2 separate regions of the Mus musculus genome follow, and region 2 is linked to region 1. Evidence: chromatin contacts called from ENCODE Hi-C or POLR2A ChIA-PET data. All regions are on one chromosome and are shown on one strand. Each heading gives the region's core, a stretch centred on a gene start or an enhancer-like site at or near the end of the contact. The rest is flanking DNA. Distances are from core to core; before and after follow the strand shown.

Region 1 (6,411 bases), core at 3,595-6,094:
AATGTGGCTATGATTATGAACGGACAAGAAGAAATGAGAATGTCAGATGTACACACAAGCTGATTTTCTTAAACATAGAACTCTTAAGAGAAAAAAAATAAATGCAGGGCTGGAGAGATGCTCAGCGGGTGCGAGCACATCCTGCTCTTCTAGAGAAATCAAGTCCAGTTCTCCACAAGAGCCTGCTATCCCTCCAGCCAGCCTGGGCAAAACCTTCTTCTGGCCTCCAAAGTGAACCTGCACTCATGTGTGCTTGTGCACACACATGCACATAATTAAAAAATAAATCTAGGGGCTGGTGAGATAGCTCGGTGGTTAAGAGCACTGACTGCTCTTCCGAAGTTCCTGAGTTCAAATCCCAGAAACCACATGGTGGCTCACAACCATCCGTAACATGATATGACTCCCTCTTCTGGTGTGTCTGAAGACAGCTACAGTGTACTTACATATAATAAATAAATAAATCTTTTAAAAAAAAATCTAAGAATTAGGTGCAACTCATTTTCATCTAAGAGATAGACCAAAAGGAAGCCAGCAGCTTCAGGGTTAGAAAGACTCTATAGGAAAGAGCGGGATTTTAACTAAGGAAGGACATTTGGAGGTTACCTTGGCGATATCTGGATCTTGGTGTCTCTGATGTCTAAGGCCAATCTCTGCCTTCATTATCAGTGTGACCTTCTATGACAGATTCCCTGAGAGCCAGGTAGTCTGTGCCCAACATCTTGCTTTGTGCTGTTTAGCTATGGCACATTTGAATGTGTTCAAGTTATGTTGACTTTAAGAAAAATATAGCGTATATGACTAATTTGGATATTAAATGGGAGCATTTAAATGTTTCAGAAAGTCTGAGGCACATACATGAAGATACAAGATATTGAAAATAAAGGGAGCTGGGCAGTGGTGGCGCACGCCTTTAATCCCAGCACTCGGGAGGCAGAGGCAGGTGGATTTCTGAATTCGAGGCCAGCCTGGTCTACAGAGTGAGTTCCAGGTTAGCCAGGGCTACACCGAGAAACCCTGTCTCGAAAAATCAAAAAAAAAAAAAAAGAAAGGAAGAAAGAAAGAAAGAAAGAAAGAAAAAAATAAAGGGGATAAAGACTGAGTTCAATAAGGCCATTGTCAAACAAAAACCACAGCTCTCATCCCAAAGACAGTAAGAGATCATTTATCCTGAGCCAAATATGAAAGTGATTGTGGCCCAGGGAACCCAGATTTGGGTAGACTCCAGACATGTCCCACCATGGAAGTTATCATATGAACTGTTATGTCTATGTCCCACACCATGGAAGTTAGCATATGAACTGTTAATCATAAACTAAGCTAAAAATGAACGCATTTACCAAATAATACATGGATGAGGTCTCAAGATTTTTAATTGAGAGTCAAAAAAAGGGTAGGCCAGATAGACAGGTAATAAATGGCTAGGAGGGAGACTTTCGATAGATCGATAGATCAGGATGATCTGCCTCTGGATCTGTATCATTCCAACTCACCCCAACCAGGAGGCCCTAATCAGGCAATCACCGGGTAGATCAGCCTCAGTGTGTCTTTTCCAGGGAACTTCAGCCCACATCACCTAGGGAAAGAAAAGTGACTTCCACTTCAAAACAAAACAAAGGGTAGGGGGCTGTGTTGACGTGGAGAAAGTGATCAGTAGTGCCAGCTACTTAAAACTGAACAAGGGAATGTTGATAAACTCACCACAAGATGGCCGGGACCAGCCCTTGTGAAGACAATGGTTAGCTCTCACCTTGAGCAGCCAGAGCTCCTCAGAGCTGAGATGACAAGCTGATTACAGGTCCCTCGTGCAGTGTTGGAAGCCCAGCAGCCTGCATATTTTATAAATATCTGCACTAGCTGGCCTTCCAGGGAAAGAGATCCAATGACTGGGTGAGGCCCACCAGGCCCGGCACCTGACAGGAATCATACCTAATCGATTGTCCAGATGAAACAAACACCTCCCCTCAGGCCTTTGACAGACCTGGAGCCAATAATAATAACTAACTACACTTATTGCCACCGGGCTCTTCTCTCAGCCTTCCCAAGTTTGTGCCATTCGAGACCACAAAGTAAGTTTACCTTTTAAACAGCTCTGCTTACCTTAAGACATCGCAAAGAAAACCAACAAAACAAAACACCACACACACACACACACACACACACACACACACGAAAACAGGACAACTTAGATAATTTGATTATGAGGCATAAGAGTTCAGTAAAGTAACACGTGGCAACGACAACTAACCCGAAGTCGCTTGAATCAGTTACACGGAGACGCCCTGACACAGCCAGAACTGAACCTTGTTTTTCCGCCGCGCAGACAGCGGATAGAAAATATTGCGGATGTTATGAACTCGCGCTGGGGGGCCGTTTCCCTTTTCTGGAGTTGTAAAGCCCGGGTGCACCAGTCCTGCAGGAACGCAAGGCTGCTACCGAGCTTGGCTCCAGCCTTAAGGGTGGGGGAGGGGGTGGGGGAGGGGCACCGTAGGGCTTCAGCTGATCTCAGAATTCCGCCAGCGCGCTCCGACTTCTTAACTGCCTCGAAAAGATTTATGCGAGCAGAAGGTGTGCACTGGCGGAGTTCAGCTGGCCTTCGCGTCACGGTGAGTTTTTAATTCTGCGTTTTCCTCCCGTCCTAGTTTGAAAGAGGCTTCTACTCTCTCTCTCTGCTCCCGCTCGCCCCGTAAAGTTTGTTTTCAAACCTTGTAAACCCGGTTTCCATCAGTGCGGCCGGAGAATCGCATTCATTAGCCAGGCTGACTTGGGAGAAAAGAAAAGCTACCTTTGTGTACATAATGAGAGCCACCGCGTGGCCGCGGGTAACCGCCGGGAAAGAACGCTCTGGCCTCGAGCCGCCGTGGGTTGGGCTTAGCGGACCCGAGGCGGGTTCCGTGGGGTGGACCCTGAAGCCGCTGTCCAAGTTAGCAAACAAAATGACAAGGCAGTCACCGCCGGGTCCGGACCCGGCTCCTGCCACTCACTCGGTCCAGCTCCTCCTCCCCGAGTCTGTTCTCCCTCCTCTCCCGAGTCCCCGGCGGATGTGAGCCACCAATCCCAGCCACAAACACCAAAAACCCAGAGCGAGGCGGCCCTCAACCGGCGGCTGGGCCCTCCGTGGCCCCCTCCCGCACCACATGAGTCCCGCACCGGGGCGCAGCAGCTGAGTCATCCCCTGCCGGGTCCCGGAAAGCGCTGCGCCAGGGCGGTTTGCAGAGGGGGCTTGCCAGCCGTTGGGTTCTCCCTGGACACTGTCGTGCAACCGCCTCCTGCGCTGATGCCCGCGTGTGCTCACTTAGGGAGCACTCTGCAAACCACAGGATTTAGGGAAGGGGGAGGGTCATTTTAAGGTTCCTGCCTGCTTACTGTGACTCTTCCTCCAGTTGGTTCATTTTGGAAAAACCACCCAAGCTTCTTTTTTGACTCGGGGTTTTAACGCGCTCCTCGGAGGGGGCGCGGCGGAGGCTTGCTTTAATTTCCAACATAATCATAAACAGGTTCCAAAGTCTAGCGGGTCATCCTGTGGCCGCCTTACTGTGGCTCGGCTTTAACCTTGTTTTTACGGGTCTGTCTCCTCCTGCCGGATCTCCACCGAGGTCACAAAACCAGAACAGCCACAAAGCCGAAACTGGAGACAGACACCGGCGGTGACGTCGCTGCTCAGCTTATTTACGTTTGGGGTTTTTCCCCCCCTCTATGGGGAAAGTCTTCTGTGACATGTGACAGTTGCTTTTCTTTGCTTTTTTTTTTTTTTTTTTTTTTTTTTTTTTTAAACAACCGGGCATAGGTGAAAACTAGACCCAGAAGTGCGGGCGTGCGCGTCTCGAAGTCAGCCATAACAGCATCTGGCTTGTATTTGGGGAGGGGACGATTCTCGATTCTTCGTTCAACTCTTTGGAGCTCCCCTCTCAAGCAAAATAAACCAATAGGAATGAGTGTTTATTTAATGGCTAGTTTCTGTTTGAAATACTGAAGGGTGTCCTCTGGTGGGATATTAGCACACAAAGTAGACACTGTTTACTGAAACAGATGAGCAGTCCCGGCGTAGTCCCCCATCTTTTTAAAAAGGCGCGTGGGGGTGGGGGAGTCGCAGTGGGGCACACGCGCGCTCTGGCCGTCCCCCTAGCCCAGACGTTTAAAGAGCATGTGAGCATGACAAGTGTCTATTCGCAACGTGTTAGATTTCGAAACTGCCTTGCAATCCAATCCGGAACTCAGAGCTTTAGCCCGGGGGAATAGACATTTGCCCACGGTGACTATGTCTGCCTCCCCCCACCCCCACTGTCGCTGTTGGCAGAAGAGTCCACGAGGAGGAGGGTGCGCTGTGCCGCGCCCGCGTGTCAATGGCAGCTGCGCCTTCTGGAAGAAGTTGATTCTTGTCTGGAATACTTTTCCTTCGGTGCCCCACCCCTTGAATCAGAAGCTGCTGCCTCCGGCGGCTGGAGCAGAGACAGTGAAGTTTGGGGCAGCTGTCAAAAACAAGGATGGGGGTGTCTTTTCTTCTCTGGGGTGGACAGAGGAGATGTCCTTAAACCTCTCTCCATCCTTTACAAACTAAATGCACTCTTCGCTAGCCCGGGGAGGAAAGGCCCCAAAAGAGAAACCAGTGTGGCCGCTGAGAGCTGAGGGATGGAGATGGTGCTCTCGCCACGGGCAGGCAGGCATGACCCTGCTTCTGGGTTCCGCCAGCGCGTAGAGGGACGGGTGATCTCGGCCCCCAGGCCCAGGGTTGTGGAGCTGGAAGGTGCGGGGGAGGGGCAGAGGAGCGCGGCGGGGCGGGCGGGGGACGGGGCGGGCGGTTGGGGGCGGAGGCAGGACCTCCTGTACCTTCCCTCTGCTCTCTCACTCTGACAGCGCCGAGGTGCGCCGAGTGGAGCGGGAAACAAAGGAGCTGAGTAGGGAGGGAGGGAATTGGGCCAGGGAGAACCCCCGGCTGGCTGCCAGAAGATCCCGACTGGAGGAAGCCCAAGTGTCACTTGAATTCCAACCCAGAAGCCAGCGCCTGAGACCGGAGCACCTTGTTTAGCAATAGTGGTTGGAACACTCTCTTGTAAGTTACCGGAGCACTAGTATAGGAGGAGGATCATCGACTACCCTCCCGCCACTCCACGGCTGCTGGCTCCTAGAAACCCCAGCTTCACCTCTCACTGGGACTCGAGTTCCAGAATGAAAAGCAAGAAGGGTAAGGTGGCGGCGGGCTGTGAGCGCCCGGGGCACCAGTGCGGGACATGTGCGGGCCGCGCCGGATCGGGAGAACACTGACTTGATGGGACTTTTCGGACCAGTGGCTCCCCGGCTGGATTGGTGGCTGTTCTCTTTGTTGAGGCTGTGTCTCTGATGGCAGTTGGTGTTCTTTTCCTTCTAGACACAACCCGAGGGGCTGTTGTGGGGAGGCTGAGCCGCGCCACGCTGTTGGCACGTTGTCAAGAACCACGCTCAGCGCCTTGTTTGTACGCCTCCAAGTTTCATTGTCTTCCTGACACCCCATGCTCGGCCCAGGCGCCGCGTGGTTTCTAGTGCCGTTTCTGGGGCAGGGCTTTGCGGTTGATGTTCTAGGAGACCCTGGCACCTCGCTTTTCCCTGTGGGGGGTCCTTGGCGAATTCCAGTCGCCTTACCTTTTGTCTAAAAGTTTGTAGTTCCGGGTGTTCTCTCACTCCTCGCCGGATCCTGGCAATGTTTTTTTTTTTTTTTTTTTTAAAGAGATGTGTTTTTCACTATCAAAGGAATGTGATCCGGGACCCCCACACATATCGCCCTAGGGCGAGCATAGCTTTGGAAAGATGGACTTTAAAATTTTTACTAGTTTCTGAAAGTTTTCCCACGATGAATTTAGGACCGCGTGTGCTGTTAGAACACAAGTACCATGCAGTCGAAAACTGTCCAAGTGTGACAAGCAGGCTTGGTTGTAAGTGCAAAAAGCGAGGCTGTCATTGTTTCCACCAAAGCTTTACAACTAAAACTTGCCGTCAGTCTGGTTTAAAAACAAAACACACTGGGGAGGAAGGGGGGAAAAAAAAAACCCAAAAGGTCAAAGACTGTGAAGTCCCTTTTGAAGCTAACTTTGGAGTCCCTGACTGGGAGGTCCCTCGAGTGTTCCAGTCGTGGACTGGAGTTGGCTTTTTTTGTTGTGATTTATGTGGAGTGGTTCAAAACAGAAGTTAATCGCTTGGAGAAGCGGGCGGGGGGAAGGGGGCGCTGGTGCGCATGCCCGGGAGCTTCCTCGAGTTTGTTACTCCACATTCTTTCAGACCTAGACCGCGACTGCAGTTCCAACGGAACACGGTTATAGCAGCTGCCGCCAAACACGCTTCCTCACGGGGTTTCTCCGCGCTTCCTACCTTAGAGAGTTGGGTGGATGTTATTCTGTGAGAGACCCCGAAACATACGGAACTCATGAAGACCCCGGGTAC
Region 2 (6,651 bases), core at 3,313-5,812, 770 kb before region 1:
ATAATAAATAAATCTTTAAAAACATAATCATAACCAGACAAGCAGAGTCTGACTGGTCCTGTCAACAATTACACAACGGCTTTTCAGAATGAGACTGTAGAGAGTTTGCATAACACATGGAGGCCCAAACACACTCAGGGATACAACTAAAACATGAAGGTTTCAAAAACAGATCTGGGCGTGAGACACTCAGCAAACAGAGGCAGGCCAATCTCTGAGGCCCATATCGTCTACAAAGTGAGTTTCAAGGATGCCCAGGGCTGTTCCATAGGGAATCCTGTCTCAAAAAAAAAAAGTTTCACAGGAAAACTTATCCTCACCATTCCATTCTATCTCACGAAACACTATTAATAGCCTGCTAAATCTACTTCATGACCCACTAATGCATCAAACCAGCCTTAAAAACTGACCTTAGACACTGAAAATTATGTTCAATTATTAGTAAGTAGTTTTAAAGTCCATTTTTGACCCATTTTAATGGTATTTACTCTGGCATATGTATTTCATAGATAAGAGTGAAAATACATACATCTCATCAAGTCACAAATATATCAAAACAAATGTTCTTCTACCAATAGAACCTGATCTGTAACCTTTACCTTCTGTCTTAGGGCTTCTATTCCTGCATAAACATCATGACCAAGAGACAAGTGGGGGAGGAAAGGGTTTATTCAGCTTACACTTCCACATTGCTGTTCATCACCAAAGGAAGTCAGGACTGGAACTCAAGCAGGTCAGGAAGCAGGAGCTGATGCAGAGGCCATGGAGGGATGGTCCTTACTGGCTTGCTTCCCCTGGCTTGATCAGCCTGCTCTCTTATAGAACCCAAGACTACCAGCCCAGAGAAGGTACCACCCACAAGAAACCCTACCCCCTTGATCACTAATTGAGAAAATGCCTTACAGCTGGATCTCATGGAGGCATTTCCTCACATGAAATTCTTTTCTCTCTGATAACTCCATCTTGTGTCAAGTTGACACACAAAACCAGCCAGGACACCTTCCTTTGAAATATTAAGTACTTGAGACCTCCAGACTGTCAGGAATACAGCTGAATTGTTGTACTGTATCTCCAGAGAGGGTACTGAGGAGAGCTTAAACTTTTCCTAGCAATTTCACCAGTGTCTCAGTTGTGCTCTAATGCATTCTAATACCTAAAATGCCCATCCTTCAGTTAGGTCCTAGGCTGTGTTTATTCATGTTTCCACAAAGCATGTGGAAGTGAACTATGGTCCCAACATCAGACAGGGTCAGACTTCCAGGTTTTATTACCAGAGGATGAAGAAAAACAAGTTTGAGAGAAAGATAGTGGGTAGCAACAGGATCAATTTCTAGGTGGCTTAAATGTGTGGCTCTAGCCTGCTACTAGCATAACAGGTTCAATACAAACATAAACCAGAGAAGCGCTAAATCGATCATGGCATAAACTTCAAGGTATTATGATCATTCTAGAAACAGGAAAAAGCCTTTTAAACATTTATGAAACACCACTACAACCTATTATTCAAGAAACACAGTATAACTTTACCTTTCTCTACTGGTAGAGTACCAAACATTGTCCTTGTAGCAAATTGCCCATTCCTAAACCAAGGGCAGGACACTCAATATGACTTCATTCCATTCAATACAGCACTGCATGAGCACAGGAGTCCAGACAGAACAATAACCACTATGGACCAAGTCTCACCATAACAATCATTTATGTGTTATTACCTCATTTAATCCTAAGAGCTCTGGAAGCAAGATGTCTACGCTGGGCAGTGGTGGCGCACGCCTTTAATCCCAGCACTTGGGAGGCAGAGGCAGGCGGAGTTTGAGGCCAACCTGGTCTACAAAGTGAGTTCCAGGACAGCCAGCTATACAGAAAACAAACAAACAAACAAACAAACAAACACAAAAAAAAAAAAACAAAACACATATGCCACCAGAGTAAGTACCATTTAAGTGGGAGCCACTGCTTCTAGAAATAGGTCTGAAGGTGAGACAAATAAGGATTTGGGGGAAAAAAAAAGATAGTATGTCTACTAAATCCCATACCAAACCATACCAATGTACTGGGAACGTGGGCTTTATAATAACATCCATTTTATGTGTCACACTTTAAACACTTAAAAATGTAAAACAGGTTTAGTATGATGATCATCTGAATACTTAAAATACCAGGGCACACAATCCAGTGAGCCCCAAAGCGGAGTTTGAGCGGCTGCCACAAACTCTAAGCCACACACTACCTGGACCTGTAAGCCCACCCCAGCACCAAGCAGACCAGTTAAGTCTACCGCTGAACTGGAAAAATGCTGCTTCCGTGAGTCACATGCTCAGGATGGGAACTGACAGCTCTGCAGCCATCCATGATGAAGTGCAAGGGTAGGAGTTCACCGTGTAAGGGGCTAGGCTGGGATCCTAGTGCTACCGCTTGTTAGTGACCAACCATGCCGTTTAGCTTCCTGAGCCCTGACTGCTTTTCTAGCTCTGATTTTGTGGTACTATTGATTCAATCCAGGGTCTTTCATATGCTAGGCAAGTTTTCTATCTTTGAGCTACATCCCAGCCTAAGTCTGTTTACTAATTCCCAGACATTTAGTAGTTGCATAGCAGAAATGGCAACATATAGATAAAAAGAAAGTGAAACTTACTGGCACTTGAAAGCAGGGCTTGCTGGGGACTGCACCGGCACTCTGGGGATGCTAACCACTGGGCACATCCAATCCAGCACACCACTTGGGAACCAGGACTCGGGTCATCTTGTCACATAAAGTTGCTTTAATTTGAGGAGCTTTGTTGAAAAGTTAAAGTTGGGCTCCTTTAAAAATGGTTGTATCCCTACTGTATCACAGTGGATGAAAATCTCCAAACCGCTATTTTTGAAATTTGGATTTTGTTCTGGGACATAGAAGATTGGAAATGAGTATCTAATACTATCTGTTGAGGACAACCAAGAACTTCAAAGACACGAGTTCCGAGTCTAGTTCCTGTTGGCCTTTATTGAAATTGCTTGCTTTGACATACCTTGTGGACTAAGGACAAAAATACAAGATACTAATACCACTAGTAATTAGCACTTCACTTAAGGCGCTATACACTATTCTAAGTGATTATCCTCATGTTATAAGTAGGGAACAAAAAACACAATTATTACAGAGGCTGGACTCCTACTTTTACAGCCTGGCTACAAGCACTTAGCTAACTGCTCTCTCTGTATTTCTGAGTGTTAGTAAGTACTCTCACCACTTTACAGGACTGTTAAGTTAAAAAGAAAACTGTATAAAGTTAAAAAAAAAAGTGCAGCAGCTCTAATGCTGACAATTACATAACTTTCACAAATCTGATTATGTTTGACTTATAGGGCCTCATATCTGCTCTTTGTCACCAAGAAAAGCTGGAATCCGGTAAGTAGCTAACCACTGTCACACAGAGTATAGCAACTTAGATAAAATAAATTTATGTGAAAGTTTACTCTTGGGATGGGAAGGAGTAAGCTATCCCAACAACTTTAACATCAGTGACAGCAAAACGTCACATATTTTAGGATACCTTTTACACCGGTTCCAGATTTTTGCCTGCCGACTGCCTAACCACGTGCGTGCCGAGATCTAACCGGGTGAGTCAACAGTGAGCAGCATTTACCTGACAGCGAAAAGGATTCCCTAACTAAGCAGTTTCCCAACTACGAGAGAAAAAAAAAAAATCACCAGGACCTACATCATATGCCCTACTCTATTTCACTGTACCTCCGCTGAGAAAGAAGGGAACTTAGAAATGGAAAAGAGTTTGTGGGACGACGAATCCCACAACCTAGAGGCAGAAGGGAACACGTGTTGAACACGCATCCGAGCCGAGGGAAGGGGCTCCCGGAAGGAACTTAACCTAGACGTGCGCATTCCAAGTGCCCAAAGCAAAACCAATACCGGGGTCCGGGATGCGGAAGCGCGAGACGGTCCTAAAGTGCGCACCGGGTAGCTCTGATGGGGACCCAGGCCTGGGAAGTCTGAGGCCGCCCCCCGGGGGAGCAGAGGCTTCGATGAACATGGCGGCCCAGAAGCAGCCGGGGTGCAGACCTCGTGGAGACCGCGGGATCGGGCCGCACCCTCCCGCAGCCCCCCTCGGGCCAGGCCGCACTTTGCAGCCGCGGCGCCGGCCCAAGCGCGCCGCCGGCCCGGCTCCGCGCCTCCTCTCTCCCGGGACGCCCCGGGCCACGCGCGCCAGGGGTGCCACGCGCCTCGCCGCCCGGCCCGGGATGCCGCAGCCCGGCAGGAGGTCCCCGTCCCCGTCGCCGTCCCCGCTCATCCTACCTTGGCCTGCAGCCGTGCTGGCGCCCAGGCCAGGCAGGTGCAGGTACCGCTGAGGTGCGCGGAAGGCACGTACTCCTGGTGCAGCCGGTTGTTGGCGGTCTCCCATACTCGCAGCTGACCGTCACTAGAGGCTAAAGCGAAGTAGGCTTGACTGTCCGGCGAGAAGGCGCAGGGGACCCCCGCCGGGGCCAAGGGGTCGTAGCTACCGCCGCCTCCGGCCGCCATTGCTGCTCTGGCTCCGCGGCAGCCACGTGTTCGCCCGGGCGCAGGCGCACCGGCGCGGGGTGGGGCCTGCAGGGAGGAAGTGGGGCGGAGGGAACGCTGAGAGCCCAAGAAGTGGCTGGTCGTGACGCAGGCCAGCGTTTAGCCGGGCCCACCCTGTGGACGGTGGCTCAGTGGGGTCCTTCTTAACTTGTCCTGCGAAGGAAGCGCGAGGGGAAGTGATTTGCATACTACCGAGCCAGATCCTTCTTTTAAAACTACGTCCTATGAAACAACTAGACGAAATGTTTAAAAGAAATATTTACTTACATCTCCGAGATTGTAACAGCTGTTTCCATGTTTCTTTAGTCTCTTCGAGGACGTGGCCATGTACGTACAATAATTATCCAATCATAGTTCTATCAAAGTTAGAGTTGGGGCTTGAAGAAACAAGATGCCTCTTTTATCTGTGTTAACACACAGAGATACTATTGGACAAGAGAGGAGGTCAAGTTGGGTGTAAATAAAGAATCCGGGCGGTGGTGCCTCACGCCTTTAATCCCAGCACTTGGGAGGCAGAGGCAGGCGGATTTTTGAGTTCGAGGCCAGCCTGGTCTACAGAGTGAGTTCCAGGACAGCCAGGGCTATACAGAGAAACCCTGTCTCAAAAAACAAAAAACAACACACACACACACACACACACACACACAAAAGAAAAAAAAAAAAAAAGAAAAGAGAAACCAAACATATATTCCCATCTGGATGTGTGCCTTTTAATCCCAGCACTCTATCTGAGGCAGACGCAGGCACGGTCTAGAAACTGAATTCTATAACATCGAGGACTATAGGGAAACTGTCTCCAAAAGATAAATGATAGATAGATAGAAGAAATTTTTTCCTTATTTTATTGGTTCTTTTTTTTTAATTATTGGTTATTTTGTTTATTTAAATTTCAAATGTTACCCCCCCCCCGGGTTTCCTCTCCTAGAACCCCCATCCTACCCACCTCCCCCAGGCTGCTTCCTCACCCACATGCACACTCCCGCCCCACCACTCTAGCATTCCCCTACGCCGGGGCATCATGTCTTCACAGGACCAAGGGCCTCCACTCCCTTTGACGACAAACAAGGCCATCCTCTGCTACATATGCAGCTGGAGCCATGGGTCCCTCCTGTGTACTCTTTGGTTGATGGTTTAGTCTCTGGGAGCTCTGATGGTACTGGTTGGTTGATGTTGTTCTTCCAATGGGGCTGCAAGAGCCTCTCAGGAGACATCCATATCAGGCTCCTATCAGCAAGCACTTCCTGGCATCAGCAATAGTATTTAGGTTTGGTGGCTGTATATGGGATGGATCTCCAGGTGGGGCAGTCTCTGGAAGGCCTTTCCTTTAGTCTCTGCTCCACTCTTTGTCCATGTATTTCCTTTAAACAGGAGCAATTCTGGGTTAAAATTTTGAGAAGGGTTAATGGCCCCATCTCTCAACCAGGGACCGTGCCTAACCTCTGGATACAGGTTCTCTCTCCCCTTTGTTGGGTAATTCAGCTAAAGTCATCCCCCTTGGGTCCTGTAAACCTCTTGCTTTCCTAGCGTCTGGGACTTTCTGTTAGCTACCCATCCCCGTTGCTACATGCCTATGTTCAATTTCCTTACCCTCTATAGATCTCCCCTGCTCCTCCCACACCTGTTCCTGCACCCCCCCTCTTTTCCTCTTCCCCTCCTACATTCCTCCCAAGTCTCACTCACCCTCTACCTCCCATGATTATTTTGTTCCCCCTTCTAAGTAGGACTGAAGCATCCACACTTTGGTCTTCGTTCTTCTTGACCTTCATATGGTCTGTAAGTCATATCATGGGTATTCTGGGCTTTTTTCCTAATATCCACTTATCAATGAGTATATACCATGTGTGTTCTTTTGTGACTGTGTTACCTCACTCAGGGTGATATTTTCTAGTTCCAATCATTTGCCTGTGAATTTCATGAAGTCATTGTTTTTTAATGGCTGAGTAGTACTCCATTGTGTAAATGTACCATATTTTCTGTATCTTTTCCTCTCTTGAGGAACAACTGGGTTGTTTCCAGTTTCTTCTGGCTATAATAAATAAGGCTGCTATGAACATAGTGGAGCATATGTCCTTGTTATACGTTGGAGCATTTTTTGG

The links. Hi-C counts contacts between places; a loop is a spot of excess contacts on that map. ChIA-PET counts read pairs that join two places held with the same protein, here RNA polymerase II (POLR2A).
Region 2: a loop to region 1 is called in a map of v-Abl transformed pro-B cells, with 3 times the contacts of the local background. The contact joins the promoter of Wdr43 here to the promoter of Tgif1 in region 1. A Hi-C loop is called at or near these places in 1 of 37 maps with a recorded cell type or tissue (v-Abl transformed pro-B cells). POLR2A ChIA-PET finds 5 or more read pairs at or near these places in 1 of 5 experiments (embryonic stem cell).

The regions. Positions count from the first base shown.
Region 1 is chr17:70,849,643-70,856,053 of GRCm38, reverse strand. It overlaps Tgif1 (TGFB-induced factor homeobox 1), which reads left to right and starts at 4,844. Exons shown (of 3, transcript NM_009372.3): 1 at 4,844-5,182. The coding sequence starts at 5,167. Gm36856 (a long non-coding RNA gene) reads right to left here and starts at 2,514. Exons shown (of 2, transcript XR_876932.3): 1 at 2,249-2,514; 2 at 1,356-1,829.
Region 2 is chr17:71,614,126-71,620,776 of GRCm38, reverse strand. It overlaps Wdr43 (WD repeat domain 43), which reads right to left and starts at 4,562. Exons shown (of 18, transcript NM_175639.1): 1 at 4,292-4,562. The coding sequence starts at 4,516.